Regions from separate parts of the Homo sapiens genome. Here region 1 is linked to region 2. The links are chromatin contacts, found by Hi-C in ENCODE. All regions are on one chromosome and are shown on one strand. Each heading gives the region's core, a stretch centred on a gene start or an enhancer-like site at or near the end of the contact. The rest is flanking DNA. Distances are from core to core; before and after follow the strand shown. Region 1 has its middle 110 kb from the start of SNORD17. Region 2 overlaps MACROD2 (mono-ADP ribosylhydrolase 2).

Region 1 (4,382 bases), core at 518-3,017, 2.5 Mb before region 2:
ATTTCTTGTATTGAAGTCATCATGCCTGATTGGCATGTGATAATCTTCCATTGTGTATCTGTCTTACTCCTCAAGTTGGAAGAGACAGTATTTCCTTCAGCTTAACGGGGATGGTGTGTGGGTAAACCAGCTCTCCAGGAGAAAAAGCACCCTGATTTGTAGTGCTAGCCAATTCCCATGGTGTAAACGCTCCCACCATGGTCAGTTTCAAGCTATGATGGTTTAACAACTGGCTCAAAAAATTCCTGAGCATTTAACAGTTGGCTTTCATGAGTCAGTGCTAGCAGGCTCCAGCTTGCTACTGCTTAGGGTCTACCCACTGCAGAGGCTTAAGGCTTGCATTTAGTAGGCGTGCAACAGGCTGGTGCCACAAACTCTTACTTGGGTGTATTATTTGATTCAACACTTTTTTTTTTCCTGAAACCCCTACTTTGTTCCTAGAAGAATTTTAAATGGATATAGGGGAAGATCATTTGCAAACATGGTGACAATCCTTCCCCCTCCCTAAATCTATGCCCCTTTCCAATGTGACTTTGTAGCTTCTGGGGCTGATTTCCAGTCCTTGAATCAGGGATGGCCTTTTGACTTGACTTAGCCATTGGAATATGTTGGGAGTCACCTTATGACAGTTCCAAGCCTGGGCCTCAAGAGGCCCTGAGTACTGCTGCTCTTGTCTTGGGAGCCTGTTGGTTACCATGGATAAAGCCCAGGCTACTGTGCATAAAGCTCAGGCTATGCTGCTGAGGATGAGAGACCACGTGGAGCAGAGGCATACTGTCTCAGCTGAGCCATCCCAGATCAGACAGGCCCAGCAAACCCAGCAGCTGACCAAAGACATAGGAATGAGCCCAGCTAAGCACAACCCAAATGGCTAATATGAGGACTCATGAGCTAAATAAACAATAGTTATTTTAACCACTACATTTTGGAGTGGTTTGTTATGCAGCAAAAGCTGATACACCATCTTTGCATTCAGAAGTAGCTTAGCTTTTGACTGGAATGTCCATCTCTATCTGAGTGAGATATAGATAGCTTCATATTCCCTGCTATCCATCAGCCAAGAGCAAGAAGACCAAGTGTCAGCACCATTGGCCCTCCCAGCACGTAAGTTCCAGTAGAGTCTTACATCTCTCCCTAAACACAGCCTACAGGAACCTGGAAGATGTGGACGTTCTGGCTCCCTGATGGAAGAGTTGGACAAGAGGCATGGAGTCTGTGTCTATACACCAGAGTTAAGGTGAGCTCTCCTTGCCTTTGACTTTGCCTGTGCCGTGAAGTCATGCGGCTGGAGCTGCTCTTTTCCTATTAGTCAATGAAGACTTAACTGCCATTTGTGGGAAATGTCCAGCCAGGAATGGGAAACTCACAAATTCTTCTCTTTTCTGCCCCATAGAATTATTATTATTATTATTATTATTATTATTACTATTTTTTTTTTGATAGGACAAGAGGATCCTAATGTATCTGGGTTGGGGAAGAGAGAAAGAGCTGTGTGTTAAAGCTAACAATAATTTTCTACTTTCAGTTCAAGAGTAAAATCTCTCCTGTAATCTGTGAAGGAGTGTGTGAAAAACAAAACAAAACCCAACCTGCCCTCCAGGTTTGAACTGTAGAAACTCTGTGGTAGAAAAAAAAGGCATTCTAGGGAAGAAGAGAGGAAGCAGGCCATGAAACAGATTTGCAGCTGCAGGACGTGGTGGTGTGTGGTTCCCCTCTAACCAGCTGTGTGACCTTGGGCAAATCTCCCGGCCCCACTGGGACTGCATATCACATGGGGCTGGACTAGAGAACCCCACTCCCTAGAGGATACAGTATTTTTATGAGGGAGAGCTGGAGAGGCTCCTGACTTTTGATTGTTTACCCCTGGAGGTGTGTACAACCACGTGCCATTGACAGACAATGTACCCATTGTATGACAGGGAGGTAGTGGTGCCTTCCCCAAGTTATAATTGGCCTTGGGACACAGTCAGTACATACACACCCAACATTAGACACTCCATCACTGAGCAACTCAGTGCCTCTCATTCACAAGCTGTGTGATCCTAGGAGGTTATTCCACTTCTCTGATCTTCCATTTCTTTCTGTCCCTCCCTCCCTCCCTCCCTCCCTCCCTCCCTCCCTCCCTCCCTCCCTCTCTGTCTCCCTCTCTCTCTCTTTCTTTCTTTCTTTCTCTCTTTTTCTTTTCTTTCTTTCTTTTCTCTCTTTCTCTCTTTCTTTCAACAGGGTCTCACTCTGTCACCCAGGCTGGAGTGCAGTGGCATGATCTCGGCTCATTACATCCTCAACTTCCTGGGCTCAAGTGACCCTCCCACCTCAGCCTCTGGAGTAGTTGGGACTACAGGCATGCACCACCATGCTTGGATAATTTTTTTTTATTATTTGTAGAAATGGGGTTTCACCATGTTGCCCAGGCTGGTCTTGAACTCCTGGGCTCAACAGATCCTCTGGCCTTGGCCTCCCAAATTGCTGGGATTACAAGTGTGAGGCACCACATCCAGCCTGATTTTCCATTTCTTCCTCTAAAGTGTCATGTCATGTGAAACTTTTACAATGCTGGATTGTAAGAAATATTGAATGAAAAAACATATATAGTGATACTGTATGATTCAATACATAGAACATATACAGAAGCTTATTTTTATCTATTCACTTACAGGAAATCATGTTGACCAGAAGGTCTAATTTGGCCTCAAGCAGCCACACTACACTCAGACCTTCTGGGATTTTTCATTTTTCAGTTTCAGGACTTTTTTGTTCAGTTATATGTGTACTGGAACAATCTTTTTTTTTTGGCTATAATTTTTTTTAGGTTTTATGGAACACCCTTGGTGCTTATCTCAAAGGGTTATCAAAAGGATTACATGAGGCCAGGCATGGTGGCTCACACCTGTAATCCCAGCACTTTGGGAGGCCAAGGCAGGTGGATCACGAGGTCAGGAGATCGAGACCATCCTGGCTAACATGGTGAAACCCCGTCTCTACTAAAAATACAAAAAATTAGCCGGGCATGGTGGCGGGCGCCTGTAGTCCCAGCTACTTGCCAGGCTGAGGCAGGAGAATGGTGTGAACGTGGGAGGAGGAGCTTGCAGTGAGCCAAGATGGCGCCACTGCACTCCAGCCTGGGAGAAACAGCGAGACTCCATCTCAAATAAATAAATAAATAAATAAAATAAAAAAGGATTACATGAAATAATCCACCTAAAGCATGAAGGTTAGTTCCTGGACCAGTGGATGCTTCATCTATGGCAGCTACTATAGTGACTTCCCCACAGTGCTGGATGTTTGCTCTTGCTAATGCGGGGATTGATCTCCAGCTCTGGCTGGCAGGGCCTCTCAAGAACCCAGCCATCCTGGTTCCCCAGACCACAGGTCATCTCCCCACCTAAGATCATTCTCCCACAGTCCCCTCCTGTTGGGGATAGGGTGACAAAGACTTCTCCCTTGCTGCTCATGCTCTCCATTTCTGTAGGAATCAGAAAAGACGCAAAGCTGTCAGCTGAGACAATCTTCTGCCTTCAGGTAGGCACAGGGCCCTTCTCATCCCCATCACACAGCTCAGGCGGTGGAGACTGTCACTTTCCTGTTTGTCCTCAGATCCATCCCTCATCCTTCTCTGCTGTGCTGTGTTGCACGGCCCTGACCTCTGTGGACTACATTTCCCAGGCTCCCCTGCACCCTGGCTTCCTGACAAGTTCAGTCAATGGGAAGCAGTGGCAGGAGATTGAGCTTGGTAGAAGAGAGAAGCCAGGAATATTCTCTCTCCAGCCCTTTCTGTTTCAGGTGATGCCTCCAGCAGTGGCCAAGTCTCCTCCATAACTTCGGCTCCTAATAATACCCTCTCTTCCCTTGTTCCTCTAGCCCTGGGGAAGTAGCAGTTTCTACTTTCTGGGTTGCTCTACCCTCCCGTTTAGGTTTTCAGCTCTTCCATCACCTTTGCAACTACAGGTGACCCTTGAACAACATGGGTTTGAACTGCACAGGTCCTCTTCTACATGGATTTTTTTCAATAAACATTTTTTGGAGATTTGTGATAATTTAAAAAAGCTTGCAGCATGGTCTAGAAATATCAAGAAAATTCAGGAAAAGTTAGGTATGTCATGAATGCATAAAATATATGTAGATAGGAGTCTATTTTATCATTTACTACCATAAAATATACACAAATCTATTCTAAAAAGTTAAAATTTATCAAAACTTACACATACGGACACAGACCATACATGGTGCCTTTCAATCAAGATAAATGGAAACAAACGAAGATACAGTATTAAATCATAACTGCATCGAATTCACTGTACTGATACCATACTACTGTCATAATTTCATAGCCACCTCTTGTTGCTATTGTGGCAAGCTCCTGTTGCAAGTATCCACTTAAACAC
Region 2 (3,946 bases), core at 529-3,028:
TGCTATTTTCAGATTTTGGATTAATGCTATTCTAGTAGGTGACTTTCTCATTTCTGCAAAAAAGGACAATTGGAATTGTGAGAGGGATTTCATAGAATCTATACATAGCATTGGGTATTTTTGCCATCTTAACAATTTTAAGTCTTCTAATTCATAAGCATTAGATGCCTTCCATTTATTTATAGCTTCTTGAATTACTTTCAGCAATGTTTTATTGTTTTAAGTGTACAATTCATTTATTATTTAAATTTATTCCTGCATATATTATTCCTTTGCTCTTATTCTAAAGAAAAGTATATTCTTAATTTTCTTTTCAGTTTGTTAATTACTGGTATATAGAAGCAACTGATTTGTGTGTATTGATGTTGTGCCCTGCAACTTTGCTGACTTTGTTTACTAACACTAGCAGTTTTCTCTTTTTGTGGATTTTTGGAATTTTTAATATAGAGAATCATGTTATCTGCCATTAGAAATAGTTTTACTTCTTCCTTTCCAATTTTAATGCTCCTTATTTTTTCTTGCCTACATCCTCTGTCTGGAACTTTTAGTACAATGTTGAACAGCAATATTGAAAGCAAACATCCTTGTCTTGTTCTTAATTTTAAAGAGAAAGGTTTCAGTCTTTCACCATTGACCATGGTATTAATCATCAGGTTTTCATAAATGTCCTTTAACATGTTGAGAAAGTTTCTCCCATTTCTAGTTTTTGAGTATTTTTCTCATGAAAGGTTTTGGATTGTGTCAAATTCTTTTTCTGCACTGGTTAAGATAATTATTTTTTCCTTTGTTCTATTAATATGGTGTATTACATTGATTGCTGTTATCTTATTGAATGACTCTGGCATTTCTGTGATAAATCCCATTTAGTTATAATGTATAATCCTTTTAATATGCTATTAAATTGAGTTTGCTAGTATTTCTTGAGGATTTCTTCATCTATAATCATAAGGGATTTTGGTCCATAATTTTCTTATTTCTAGTGATGTCTTTGTCTGGCTTTGGTATCAGGATAAGCTGGCCACATAGAATGAGTTAGAACATGTTCCCTCTTCCATTTTTTGGAAAAGTTTGAGAAGGATTGCTGTTAATTGCTTAAATGTTGAGTAGATTCACCAGTAAAACCATCTGGTCTTAGGCTTTTCTTTGTTGGGAAGTGTTTAATTACTGATATAATTTCTTGTTATATAAATCTGTTCAAATTTTGTTTCTTCATGAGTCAGTTTTGCTACCTTGTATGCTTCTAGAGAATTGTCAATTTCATCCATGTTTTGTAATTTGTTAGCATACAATAGTTCAAATATTCTCTTATGATCTTTTCGTGGTAGAAGGTCTATAGAAATGTCACCACTTTCATTTCTGATTTTAGTTAAGTGCAACTTCTATTTTTTTCTGATTTCAGTTAAGTGCAACTTCTGTTTTCTTCTGATTTCAATTAAGTGCAACTTCTGTTTTTTTCTTCGTCTTGCTAAAGATTTGACAATTTTGTTGATCTTTTCAAGGATCTAACTTTTAGTTTTATTAACTATATCTCTGATGGCTAATTTTATGTATCAGCTTGACTGGTCCCAGACATTTGGCCAAACATCATTCTGGGTGTTTTTGTAACAGTGTCTCTGGATGAGATTAACATTTGAATTAGTAGACTGAGTAATGCAGACTGTCCTTCCTCCCTAATGTGCTTGGGCTTCAACCAGTTAACTGAAAACCTCAACAGTACAAAAAAAACTAAATAAAAAGAAACCCTTCTGCTTGACTACCTTTAGCTGAAACATTGCTATTTTTCTGCCTTTAGACTCAAACTGAAACACTGGTTGTTTTTGAGTCTGAAGCCTGCCAGACTCAAAAAGCCATTGGACTGGAACTTATATTCTCAACTTTTTTGGTTCTCCAGATCTTGGATCTTTTCAGCCTCCATTATCAAGTGAACCAATTCTTTATAATAAATATCTTGATAGAGATAGATAGACAGATAGATAGATAGATAGATAGATAGATAGATAGATAGATAGATTAGATGGATGGACAGAGATATAGATATCTTCTTAGCTCTGTTTCACTGGAGAACACTAATACTAATGTTTCTTCTTGAGTCAGTTTTGCTACATTGTATGTTTCTAGAGACTTGTCAATTTTATCTCTGTTCTGTAATAGTTCGAATATTCTCTTATGATATTTTTGTTGTAGGTCTATAGAAATATCACCATTTTCGTTTAGTCAGGGGAATTAGTCAAGGTCCTCCAGGTTTACTCTGATGTTTTTCTATCCTCTATTTCATTTATCTCTGCTCTAATAATTATTATTTCCTTTTTTAATACAAGCCTTGGGCTTAGTTTGCTTATTGTTTTCTACTTTCTTAAAGTGCAAAATTGGATTATTGATTTGAGATCTTTATTTTTAATGTTGGCATTTACAGCTATAAGTCACCCTCTGAGCACTGCTTTTTCTGCATCCTGTAAGTTTGTGTATGTGTGTTTTTATTTTCATTCATGTTTAGGAATTTTGCAATTTACCAGAGTGATTTCTTCTTTGGTTTATTGGTATTAAAGAGTGTGTTATTTAATTTTATTTTTCACATATTTGTGGACTTTCCAGTATTTTTTGTTGTTGTTGTTATTGGTTTCTAACTTCATGTCATTGTGGTCAGAGAAGATCACTTACATGATTTCAGTCTTTTCAAATTAATTGAAAATTGTTTTTGTGGCCTACCGTATGGTCTATTCTGGAAACAGGCCCAGAAGAAATTGAGAAGAATGTGTATTCAGCTGTTGTGGAATGGAGTGTTCAAAATCTCTGTCAGGTCTAGTTGGTGTATGGTGCTATTCAAGTTCTCTATGTCCTTCTTGGTCTCCATTTCAGTGTTCTATCCATTACTGAAAGTGGGATATTTAAATCTCTAATAGTTACTGTAGAACTATCTATTTCTCCCTTGAAGTCCATCAGTGTTTGCTTCATATCTTTTGGCTCTGTTGTTTGTTGCCTATATGTTTATAAATGCTATGGCTTCTTAAAGAATAGACTCTTTTATTAATATTTAATGTCCTTCTTTCTCTCTTTTAATAGCTTTTGACTAAAAGATCATTTTGCCTGATATTAGTAGAGCCACCCTGGCTTTCTTTTGGTTACTACTTGCATGGAATATCTTTATCCATATTTTTGCTTTGAACCCACATTTATCTTTAGATCTAAAGTAATCTCTGGAATCGTGTTTTTATCTGTCTGACCATTTCTGCCTTTGGGAAAATTTTATCCATGAGCATTTAAAATAATTACTGATAAGGAAGTTCTTAATTCTGTCATTTTGCTATTTGTTTTCTGTATATGTTATACTTTTTTTGTTCCTTATTTCCTTCATTATTGCTTTCTTTTGGGGTTAACTGACTTTTTTTTTTTTTAGTGTGCCATTATTACTTCTTCCTTATTTCTTTTTGTGTGTTTTTTAAAGATATTTTCTCAGTGGTTACTGTGGGAATTATAATTAGCATCCTAAATTTACAGTAATCTATTTTGAATTGATATCAATTTAGCTTCAATAGATAAAAAGAGTGTCCAAATGCAGCTTTTGCCTGCTTTATGTTGTTATTGTTACAAATTACATCTTTATGCACTGTGAGGCAATTAACCATATATTTATACTTTTTGTGCATTTGCCTTTTAAATCATATAAGAAATCAAAAGAGGAGTTATTAACCAAAGATAAAATAATACTGGCTTTTACATTTACCTATGCATTTACCTTCACCAGAGTTCATTATTTCTACATATGACTTCAACTTACTGTCATTTTAGCCTGAATAATTCTGTTTAACATTTCCTATAGGGCAGGTCTACTATTAACTTCCTCAGATTTTGTCCATCTGTAAATGTCTTAATTTCTCCATTTTTGAGGGATAATTTTGTCAGATATAGAATTCTTGGTTGATTGTTGTTGTTTCTGTCTTTTCATTTG

Evidence for each region. A loop is a pair of places that touch in the nucleus more often than their neighbours do. Pooled maps may share reads with other maps.
Region 1: a loop to region 2 is called in a map with no recorded cell type, with 11 times the contacts of the local background. The contact joins two enhancer-like sites. A Hi-C loop is called at or near these places in 2 of 37 single-sample maps with no recorded cell type and 2 of 50 pooled maps.

Annotation. Positions count from the first base shown.
Region 1 is chr20:17,853,741-17,858,122 of GRCh38, reverse strand. No RefSeq gene overlaps it. Among named protein-coding and RNA genes, the nearest start is that of SNORD17, 110 kb to the left of the region's middle. Within about 2 kb of position 1,767, at least 11 of the 41 ENCODE cell types and tissues checked have a DNase peak (open chromatin) inside an H3K27ac peak, as active enhancers do.
Region 2 is chr20:15,315,548-15,319,493 of GRCh38, reverse strand. The region is part of intron 6 of MACROD2 (mono-ADP ribosylhydrolase 2); the gene reads right to left. Among named protein-coding and RNA genes, the nearest start is that of MACROD2-AS1, 390 kb to the right of the region's middle. Within about 2 kb of position 1,778, at least 2 of the 41 ENCODE cell types and tissues checked have a DNase peak (open chromatin) inside an H3K27ac peak, as active enhancers do.